2 separate regions of the Homo sapiens genome follow, and region 2 is linked to region 1. Evidence: chromatin contacts called from ENCODE Hi-C or POLR2A ChIA-PET data. All regions are on one chromosome and are shown on one strand. The core of a region is the stretch at or near the end of the contact, and the rest is flanking DNA. Distances in the headings are between cores, read along the strand shown.

Region 1 (5,743 bases), core at 1,176-3,675:
GAGAGAAGGGGGCCGAAATCAGGAGAGAAAGTGGAGCCCAGGCCTAGGGGCAGAGAGGGGTGCTGGGTTCCTCGCCAGCTCCACCAGGCCCCTCCCAGCAGCCATGGGTTGAAGCCGCTTTGTCTCCTTGGTGTGACCTTTATGAAACAGTCTGCAAACAGCTGGCCACAGCTAGAGATGCCCTCTGTCCTGCCATGGCACCACCAGCCTCCAGGCCACCAACTCAGGAGAGCAAAACCAGTGTTTATGGAGCACCCACTGTCTACCTAGGGTGTGTGTGGTGCAGAGAGGGGAACGTTGCTGAGAAGAACCACTAGTACAAGAAGCCAATAATCTGGGTAGGAAAGGATCACAAGTCACCGGAAACACAGTGACAACTCCTCACCATAAGGCCAGTGCCGAGGGGTGCTACAGACCGAGTCCCATTTGATCACAGGGGCAGGGGGAGGTCTGGAGTGGCAGAAGAGATCGGCCCTGGTTCCATCAATGGGGCAAAGTCACGGCCAAAATGACCTAGTAGAGATGCCCCCTGCTTCCTCCAGGGTGCACGCTCCCTGCTGCCACAAGCTTAATAAACCTCACCTTGGGCAGTGGGGAAGAAAGTGGGCCATGTCATTTCATAGCAAGTAAACTCCATTCCACACAGCTCTTGCAGATGAGTGCCAGGGTGGCAGGAGGGGAGCAGGCAAGGTCCCCGGGAGGTGAAGGAGGTCACAGCCCTCTGACCCAACCCAGAAGCTTCCCCAAGAGTTACATAAAGTCTTAACCTACATGCAAACCTCAGGCTGAAACCTCCCAGCTTAGAGAATATTAGACATAGCTCAGGTGATCATCAGTCTGGTCTATGTGCAGAAATGCCAAGTCACGATTATAGCCATGCTTTTTTTCTTCTTCTCTTTTTTTTTTTTTTAAACATGGGAACTTGCTCTGTCACCCAGGCTGGAGTGTGGAGTGGAATGGCACAATCACGGCTCACTGCAGCCTCAACCTCCTGGGCTCAAACAATCCTCCACCTCAGCCTCCGGAGTTGCTGGGACTACAGGTGCATGCCACCACGCCCAACTGTTTTCTTTTTATTTTTCGTAAAGACAGAGGTCTTGCTATGTTGTCCAGGCTGGTCTTGAACCCCTAGGCTCAAGCAATCCTCCTCCCTCAGCCTCCCAAAGTGCTGGGATTACTGGAATGAGCTACCACGCCCGGCCTGTAGCCACTCTTGAATGAGTACCTAGAATGGAGGTCAGTCCCCAGGCATAACATTTTAACTCTTCATTATCCATGCCACTTGGCAGCAGCTGAAGACCAAAAAAACACAACTCCGAGACCGCTCTGGAGACTTCCAACAGCCTTGATGTGGCGCAGCCAGAATGTGACGCCCAAATCTCAGTGGCTTCCAACAATGAAGGTTTCTGCCTTATTACTGCTACTAGTCCTTCAAGAATGGCTACAGGTGTGCTCCGTGTCATCTTCGCTCTGAAACTCAGGCTGACCAGGGGGCCTCAGGGAGGATGTCTTATGGCACAGGGTAGACATACCTGGTGAACTGTGCACTGGCTCTTGAAGTTTCCACCTGGAAACAACACTGTCACTTCTGCTCACATTTCATTAGCTGGAACAGGGCACGTGGTGGAGCCGCTATTAACATAGCAGGAAATACAATCCCGCGTGGAGGAGTAGTCGTTAGTTCTGAACCAGGCTCTGCCATGCCAGGGAAGAAGACATCATGAGCAAAAATTAAAATATAGGTTGAGGACAGAGGGAAGCAGCTGTATGGCTTCCAACTGCAAGCCCAAGGACACAGTGACTTTTGGGAGGGCACAGGAGGTGCTAAGCAGAGCCCTAAAGAGGCAACTGTCAGTGTTCATCTCACGCTAAACTTATTTAGGTCCTCACTCTGTTGCCCAGGCTGGAGTGCAGTGGCCCGATCATGGCCACTGCAGCCTCCACCTCCCAGGCTCAAGCAATCCTCCCACCTCAGCCTCTCGAGTAGCTGAGATTACAGGCATGTGCCACCACGCCTGGCTCACTTCATCATTTTTTTGTAAAGATAGGGTCTCGCTATGTTGCCCAGGCTAGTCTGGAATTCCTGGCTTAAGCAACCCTTCTGCCTTGACTTCCCAAAGGAGTGCAACAAGGATCCCTAAAGTCTGATTGGACTCTGGGAGTTGCAAGCCCCGCCAGCCCTCCCCAGTTGCATTGAGAACCAATCGCTGTGTTAGCAGAGTGGGACCCTGGCGTCCCAGAGCCCCAGGGGCTCAGAAGGGCAGGGCCTGGTCCCACCCCACCCCCTCCCTCTCAGCCAGGAGCTTTCAGTCTTTTTCTGGATCTTTTCCCAGAGGAACCAAAAGAAAAAGCACTGGGCAGAATCCCAGGAGGCCCCATTCTGGTCCCTCTCCCAGATGGTTTAGCACTCAGAGAGCCTTGAGAGTGAGCGTGGAGAGCTAATTCTGTCCTTAGCTTGGCCATGCAAAGAAGAGTGACAAGTGCCAAACCCCCAAGGGGCAGGATGGGGCAGGCCAACCCTGGGAAGAGGACTTGGGTCCTGGGAAATAACCTCATTGCCATGCTTAGGGTTCCTCCCCATCCCCAAGGAAAACCAGATTGGAGGTAGGGATCCAGCCCAGGGAGGCAGCAGACCCAAGCCCCATGCTGGCACCATTCCAGGGGCTTGGACTATCCGGCCTGGTGAATGGTCAGGAATTGAGTCTGTGGCCACTGCCCTGCTCCCAGGGGACAGAATGCTTTGACAAATGGACTTTCTTCTTCTTGAGCCAAACTGATGTCCGGGAGGGACCAGGGTGACAGAAAGCTCCTGGGCTGATCACACGGACAGCTCTGCCTGATGAGGCAGACAGCCCTTGCCCCTGGGGATGTCCCAGTTCAGTGGGGATCAAAAAAGGAGCCAGGTCACAAATACACGAACCCCACTGCCCCAGTCCTAATCAGCACAGAGGGAAGAAGATGGTTGTGGTTTGTGGACAAGAGGGTCATCTACGGTGAGAAGCAACCCCCACCCACCACAGCACATCTGGGACTTCTGACCCTGAGGGGTCTTCTCTGATATTCAGGAGAGGCCTTCCAGGGGAAGCAGGTCTGTGATAAGAACCCAGAGGTCTATGCCTGTGAAGAGGGCTTCTATATATGGGCACCCCTCACTTGAGGAAAAGCCAGGAGGTGACAAATGTCCCTTGTATTAGTTCATTCTCACACTGCTATAAAGAACTACCCAAGACTGGGTAATTTATAAAGAAAAGAGGTTTAATTGGCTCCTGGTTCCACAGGCTGTACAGGAAGCATGGCTGGGGAGGCCTCAGGAACATTAACCTCAGGAATCATGGCAGAAGGCAAAGGGGAAGCAATCACATCTTCACATGGCCAGCAGGAGAGAGACAGAAGGGGAGAATGCCACACACTTTTAAACAACGAGAGCTCATGAGAACTTACCCACTATCACAAGAATAGGGAGGGAGAAATCCGCCCTCATGATTCGATCACCTCCCACCAGGTCCCTCCCCCAACATTGGGGATTACAATTCAACATGAGATTTGAATGGAGACACAGAGCCAAAACATATGATTCCATCCCTGGCCCCTCCCAAATCTTATGTCTTTCTCACATTTCAAAACCAATTATGCCTTTCCAACAGTCTCCCAAAGTCTTAACTCATTCCAGCATTAGCTCAAAAGTCCAAATCCAAAGTCTCATCTGAGACAAGGCAAGTCCCTTCTGCCTATGAGCCTGTAAATCAAAACAAGTTAGTTACTTCCATGATACAATGGAGGTACAGGCATTGGGTAAATGCTCCCATTCCAAAGGGGAGAAATTGGCCAAAATAAAGGGGCTACAGACCCCACACAAGTCCAAAACCCAGCTGGGCAGTCATTAAATCTTAAAGTTCCAAAATAATCTCCTTTGACTCCATGTATCACATCCAGGCCACGATGACACAAGAAGTAGGTTCCCAAGGCTTTGGGCAGCACCACCCCTGTGGCTCTGCAGAGTACAGGCCCAACAGCTGCTTTCACAAGCTGGTGTTGAGTGCCTATGGCTTTCCAGGCACACAGTGAAAGCTGTTGGTGGATCTACCATTTTGGGGTCAGGAGGACAGTGGCCCTCTTCTCACAGCTCCACTAGGCAGTGCACTAGTGGGGACTCTGTGTGGGGGCTACAACCCCACATTTCCCCTCCGCACTACTATAGTAGAAGTTCTCCATGAGGGCTCCACCCCTCCAGAAGACTTCTCTCTGGACATCCAGGTGTTCCATACATCCTCTGAAATCTAAGTGGAGGCTCCCAAGCCTCAACTCTTGCCCTCTGCGCACCCACAAGCCCAGCACCACGTGAAAGCTGCCAAGGCTTGGGGTTTGCACCCACTGAAGCAATGGCCCAAGCTGTACATTGGCGCCTTTTAGCCACAGCTGGAGCTAGAGCAGCTGGATGCAGGGCATCATGTCCCAAGGCACCAGGGCTCTGGGCCTGGCCCACAAAACCATTTTTCTCTCCTAGGCCTCCAGGCCTATGATGGGAGGGGCTGTGCAAAGGTCTCTGACATGTCCTGGAGGCATTTTCCCCATTATCTTGACTATTAACATTCAGCTCCTCTTTACTTAAGCAAATTTCTACAGCCTTGAATCTCCCCTACACACACACCAAAAAATGGGTTTTCTTTTCTACCACATGGTCAGGCTGCAAATTTTCCTAACTTTTATGTTCTGCTTCCCTTTTAAGTACAAGTTTCAATTTCAGACCATCTCTTTGTGAACACATATGAGCATATGCAGTTAGAAGCAGCTAGGTCACCTCTTGAATGCTTTGCTGCTTGGAAACTTCTTCTGCCAGATACCCTAAATCATCTCTCTCAAGCTCAAAGTTCCACAGATTCCTAGAGCAGGGACACGATGCTGCCAGTCTCTTTGCTAAAGCACAGCAAGAGTGATCTTTCCAATTCCAGTAAGTTCCTCCTCTCCATCTGAGACCACCTCAGCTTAGACTTTACTGTCCATATCACTATCTGCATTTTGGTCACAACCATTCAACAAATCTCTAGGAAGTTCCAAATTTTCCCACATCTTCCTGTTTTCTTCTGGGACCTCCAAACTATTCCAACCTCTGCTTAATACTCAGTTCCAAAGTCGCTTCCACATTTTCAGGTATCTTTATAACAATGGCCCACTCGTCTGGTATCAATTTTAGTGCCATTCTCACACTGCTATAAAGAACTACCTGAGACTAGATAATTTATAAAGAAAAGAGATTTAATTGACTCACCATTCCACAGGCTGTACAAGAGGCATGGTGGGGGAGGCCTCAGGAAATGTACAATCATGGTGGAAGGGTGAAGGGGAAGTAAGCACATATTCACATGGCAGCAGGAGAGAGAGCAAAGAAGGAAGGGGTACACCTTTTTTTTTTTTTAGACAGAGTTTCACTCTGTCACCCAGGCTGGAGTGCAATGGTGCAATCTCAGCTCACTGCAACCTCCGCCTCCCAGGTTCAAGCAATCCTCCTGCCTCAGCCTCCCGAGTAGCTGGGACTACAGGCATGTCACCACTCCTGGCTAATTTTTGTACTTTTTATAGAGAGGTCGTTTCACTATTTTGGCCAGGCTGGTCTCAAACTCCTGATCTTGTGATCCGCCTACCTTGGCCTCCCAAAGTGCTGGGATTACAGGTGTGAACCACCATTCCTGGCCAGGGCTACACACTTTTAAACAACCAGATCTCATGGAAACTCACTCATTATCAT
Region 2 (5,743 bases), core at 1,480-3,979, 160 kb after region 1:
AGCTGGGCCCAGCGGCTCATGCCTGTAATCCCAGCACTTTGGGAGGCTGAGGTGGGCAGATAACTTGAGCCCAGGAGTTTGAGACCAGCCTGGGCAACATGGTAAAACTCTGTCTCTACAAAAAAATACAAAAATTAGCCAGGCATGGTGGCACGCACCTATAATCCCAGCTACCTGGGATGCTGAGGTGAGAGGATCATCTGAGCCCAGGAGGTTGAGGCTGCAGTAAGCTGTGATCATGCCACTGCACTTCAGCCTGACAGAGTGAGACCCTGTCTTCCCCACCCCGCAAAAAAGTCCAACATCAAGTTAATTCAGCCTAACTCTCCCTCTCTCTCTCTCTCTCTTTGGTATAAATAAAACAAGAAATGTTAAGTGGATGGCCTAAAGTCATATGGCTAGCTACTTGATTTTAGACTTGAATATGTGCATTTTCACAATAGCAACTACCTATTAGGTAGAAAGCATGAAAGCCAGAATGGAGGGTATTATTTCTCCTGAAAAATGTTCTGCTATTCATTCACCCATGCCTCACCCCACCTCATGGTGAGTGATGATAAAGTACGTGAGCAGGCCTTATTTTCCTCATTTCACTGTCGGAGAAACTGAGTGAACGTTCAGTAAGCTCAACTGCTTTGCTTAGAGTCATAAAATAAACACGCTGGGAAAACAGGGTACTGACAATCAGTTCAGCACTCTGTTTTGCCAATACTACTTTGAGCGTTACTTTATTCTCAGAGAAGAGAAAATGAGATCAAAACAAAGGCTTAAGGTAAAAAGCTTTTATACCCCAACTTTGTCCTTGCAACCAAATATTAAAGAAGAACCACACAAAGTAGCAAAGACTTTGAAACCTCTACTGAAATGTCAAAACCTTCATCATAGACACTATTACCTTTCCGAATGACTAAGGTGCTTGGTCTGAATCGAGGAAATATTCTGGCCCTTAAGTAAAAGTTATCCTTACCTAGTCATTTACTGCTTTTGGGACTCCACATTTGAAAAAGCTGAGATACAGCCCAGTGGTATGAATTATTCTGCCACCTTCAGGTTAATCTGGACAGTCAAAGTCGAGATGAGGGAACGAGCCAAACAGGGCTTATTCTTGTAGTAACTAAATGACTAATCAAATACAGTAGTATACAAAGTTGATGCTTATTTACTCAAGCAGCAGACAGTTTCCTGTTATAAAATGGATTTTGGAGAAGGCAATCTTGTGTTCATAAGCTCCTAATAAAAATAGGAAACTGTCTATTTCTACCTCCCCACGCGAAAACTGCTGAAGTCTTCCAGAAACTTCATAGAGTTGAAAGAAGAAATACCTGTCTATATACCATAAGGTCTCAGATCCCAAGCTATTCCCTCGGCCATGTCCTTTCCTTTCTTAGTTTATCCTGCACTAAACAAAACTGTCTGGAATTCATTCTTTAAAGGTTTATTTATGGTACATAGAGACTGTTTATGTGAAGCAGGGTATTTGCCTATTTCCCTCTTGGGACAATGTTTAAAACTACAGGGATATTTCCCTCTCTGGCACTTTCTGAAATACAATTAACAATACTGGATCTTTTTTCCTTTTAACAAATCTGGTTTTTATTTAGGGAGGGGAGGAAAAAAGTAAAGGGTCTGAAGTTTCCCAACAAATTATTTCAAGCCTTTGAGAAGACAGTTTTAGGCTTTTTAAATAGTGTCTTTGTTCGAAACTCCCCCTAACCCCCACCCTCTCACTCTGACCATTAAAATGTGGGTTTTCTTCCAAACTAGATTGCTCAATTAAAGCCCTTCTTTTGTAATACCCCAATGCTCTAAATGGAAAAAGGACTGCTGTAGGCCACCTCATGAAACCGTTTAAAGGCTCCTGGCCTCTTTTGATCTTTAAAAAAAGCCAAAAACACGTATAAACTACCTGGCATTTTCAGTATCACTCGGCCACTTTCTAACACGCAAACTTGAGAGAATGGAGAGAATGGGGAGTCAGGCAGGAATGCTGTGCTTTGGTCTCTGCATTTGTGAAATGGGACTATTATCTCCCCATTCTTCCACCGCAGAGTAAGGAATCCAATTGAGATAGCAGATGTGAAACTGCTTTCAGTCCTTTTGAACAGACACTATATCTGGCAACAATGTACCCTCAGTGTAAACCTGAAGAGACTTCCCTCTGAGATTTCTGACAGTCTCACTTCTGGCCTGGAGTCAGAAGAATCAAGATAATTATTCCTTCAATACCAAAGACGTGGTTTACCTTTTAGTCAGGCTCTCGTGACTCCTGTTCAGGGACAGGACTCCATTTTCTAAGCACACACTTTTAGCCATTATATATTCATCTAAAAGAGCATAGTACCCTTCTAAGAGCTACTAATAAAGGCATATTACTCTGTTAGAAAACTCTTTGAATAAATGACATTATTTTATGAGTCCCAGACTCCACTAGGAGACTCAAGACACAGTAAAATGTGACTCCCACAAGCTGAGAATTTAACTCTTTAGTCCCAATTCCCCGCACCCTGCTGGAAACATTAACTTACTACACTCGGCGTGCCCCCTACACACCTCATCACATGGCTGCTCCATGTAATTGTTTCACAATGATTTGAAAAATGCCCTGAAAATGTTCCTTCAATTCAGTGCCAGATGAAACATTCAACTGAAATGATTTCGTTGATTGTATGCCGAGCGCACACACAACCATCATGTAACTGGGGGGGGCTGGAGCTACTTCAACTGCAGAAAATCAGACTGCTTTTCTCAGTCTGGGGAGTTTTCTGCTGGGAGCAATTTGAAGGGAATAGTGAGGTGTCTGTGTTTCTTAGTAAGATGATTTTAAAAACAAGAAGTCCTCAACCCTCAGGAAATGCTTCACATTGGTTTGCTGGGCAAGTGCCAAGTGCTCTGGGTGAATATATACTTTATCAAACAAACCCATTCCAAAGGTCACACAAGTCAAGTGGATACTTGTGGATATTAACAAGATAGTGGTTTTCCCATGGTTTTCCCCTCACTCCCATGCTAACTATAAGTATCTTTAATCTCCTGGGAAACATGAAATTAAAGCGAATGAAGCAGACAGGGCAGTGAGTGAAGGGCACGCTGCACTCTTCCAGAGATGGCTGCAAGAGCCATTCCTGCTCCAGGTCCCCACCAGCACTCCCTGTGGCTTGGCCCCAGTTTGCCACCCCAATGCTGTCACCCTTGCCCTACCCTTACCCAAATGTGATCTGATGTTGACCAGACTACTGTCTCATTACCTGTGTGTCAATTTTAGAAGCTGTGAGTTGGCAGACACGGCCACATGAGGCCCACACATGTGTTTTGTTAGGCCCACAAGGTTTAAAAAAACCAAAAAACTTGAATTGGTTGCCAATGTTTAAAAACCAGGAGATTCCACATAAAAATCCAGATTTCCGGTTTCTCTTTAAAAATCTGAAGATCTGGCAACACCAGGTTCACATTCCTCCATGACAGCAAGCGGCTGGAGCGGGTTGTGGCGGCCCCTTCAGATGGAGCAGGCACTCCTGGTTGGGCAGACACGACACCACCCCGGTGTGCAGCTCCACTCGCTGCATCGCCAGCGCAGCTCCTGCGGGCATCTACGTTAGGACCCTAGACTTACTTCTTATCTGCTCATATCTCTAGCTGTTTCTGCGCAGCAAGATGACTATCTTGTAGCATCTTAGAGGAGGCAGCATGGGGCAGTGAGAAGAGTCCTCGACTGGTGGTTAGTAGGAAGATGGAGGTCTTGAGTATTATCTTTAAGTGCAACAGAATGAAAAACCAGAACCAATGGGTCCAAGCTGCAGGGGGCTGACTTTGACTCAAACTAAGGAAAGACTTTCTAACACCCCTGGATCCACTCCTGCTCCTATCACTTCCTAGCCACACAGCCTTGACTGACAAAACACTTTGAACTTCAATTTCCCTGTCTACCAAGCAAGTACATCACTGAGGACTCACAGGTCTAAAATTCTCTGGTTCCTTATGTTCTATGGGGAAGCATAGTATAGTGAAAAAAAAAATAGACTTTAGAGTCAGACAGGCTTGGATTTGAATCCCAGCTTTCTTCCTTGATGAAGATAAACTTTATGGCTGAAAATGAAGACGGTGTTCAGGCTGTGTCTAGTAAGTAGTCATCAAGATGGTCTAAGGGCTTCATCCTGATGTGGTGGTAGAGAAGGCCATATCCCAGTGGGTAAGTGGGCTGAGTCGACTTTAAACACTCCTAGTAGACAATCCTAGTGACAATCATTCAAAAAGAGGTGGATACTTAGGAAGAGAGAAGTAGGAAGGTGAGCAGGCCTCGGGCACAAAAAGAAGATGCTGTCTTGACTGCTTTTTCTCTTGATCCTGGACACAACTTTAGGAAAAAGGCTTTTATCTCACTGAGGTAAGCCAGGAGCTAAACAGAGAGCAAATGGGTTTTACAGAATTATCTGTGAATCTCTTGAGCTACTCCTTGATCTTCGGCAATGTCGTATTTAAGTTTCGTTTTTTTTTTTTTTTTAAAGACAAATACACGTAAGTCAATAAACCTTCTGAAAAAGGAAATCTGTAAAAATAAAATGTCTGCTATGAATGATGATGAGGGACAAAAAAAAAAGCACACACACACACAACAACAAACAACAAATAGTAAACACACTCATTCTTTTCCAAGGAAAAATCATCTAAAAAAATTTACCCAAATAGCAGCTCACCTTAAGATCCAATGGGAGCTTGTTGGAGGTGAACACACTTAGCTTGATCTGAGGAATGCTGATTTTGAGATTTTCAAAGTAGTATCGAATTGGTGTTCCACCTTGCTCAGCTGTCTTTTCATGGAGGTTTTCATCATATTTTTCCACCTCTGGTACAAAGGAAGAATTAAAAAAACAAAAAAGAATTTCTTAGTCTCATGATCCACAGAATCCACTTTGTATTCACATAGAAAAAAATCATCAAAAAAAGGAAACCATCTATCACTCTCGATTTAGTTTGTGAGGGTACAGTGACGTGTATAGTATTCTGATGCCATTCTTTGTAAGAGTAGATCTGTTTTGTGTTGTTTATCAAAAAAGAAGACTAGCATGTTAACTTGTGACTCCATACCATCCAACAGATGTCATCTTTGGAAAAAATCATCCAGATGGAAAAGCCAAAGGCCACAGGTGTATTTGTTAGCAATGTTATTATCAATGACCCAGATTATCTAAATTTATTTTCCTAGGATCATATCCAAATAAGGTCTTGGAGTGCAGTGTAACTGAATCAAAATGGATATCACCAATTCACGAATCTGAGTGAAACATAAATGCCTGAAAAAGAATCAGGCTGCGGGCTGTAAAGACGTAATATCACTACAAGCAGCGCCCTGTCTCCCAAATGGTGGACATCCATTTAAATAGGACAATCAAGGCAGATTTTTTACTTGCCATCTCATGAAATAAAAGGAGTAGCAGGAGTAGCATGGGCTACAACACAGCAATGTGCTCTTTGCACTTGATGCTGTATGCACATCCAACTGGGCAGCATATTTTGCCTTGGCTTCACGTGCCTTGGAAATAAAACCAGAGAGCTGGCACATACCTACTTATCAAACACATTTATGTTGTAAGCTATCATCAGTGCTACTTACAGAAAAATGATACTGCAACAGAGACCTGCCCATTTATGCTGAGGAAGCAGAAACAGCTACAGACAGGATGGCAGGTACTTTAAGGAGCAGCAGGACTGGGCTTGTGGACCTGAGGGCTGCATGCTGCCTCTGTCC

Evidence for each region. Hi-C counts contacts between places; a loop is a spot of excess contacts on that map. ChIA-PET counts read pairs that join two places held with the same protein, here RNA polymerase II (POLR2A). Pooled maps may share reads with other maps.
Region 2: a loop to region 1 is called in a pooled map, with 2.1 times the contacts of the local background. The contact joins two enhancer-like sites. A Hi-C loop is called at or near these places in 1 of 168 maps with a recorded cell type or tissue (PC-3) and 3 of 50 pooled maps. POLR2A ChIA-PET finds 5 or more read pairs at or near these places in 1 of 52 experiments (HEK293).

What each region holds. Positions count from the first base shown.
Region 1 is chr1:12,562,055-12,567,797 of GRCh38, reverse strand. No RefSeq gene overlaps it. Among named protein-coding and RNA genes, the nearest start is that of MIR6730, 14 kb to the left of the region's middle. Within about 2 kb of position 2,425, at least 6 of the 41 ENCODE cell types and tissues checked have a DNase peak (open chromatin) inside an H3K27ac peak, as active enhancers do.
Region 2 is chr1:12,402,922-12,408,664 of GRCh38, reverse strand. VPS13D (vacuolar protein sorting 13 homolog D) reads right to left here. Exons shown (of 70, transcript NM_015378.4): 63 at 4,692-4,840. Among named protein-coding and RNA genes, the nearest start is that of SNORA59A, 100 kb to the left of the region's middle. RefSeq lists a silencer at 2,815-3,109. Within about 2 kb of position 2,729, at least 11 of the 41 ENCODE cell types and tissues checked have a DNase peak (open chromatin) inside an H3K27ac peak, as active enhancers do.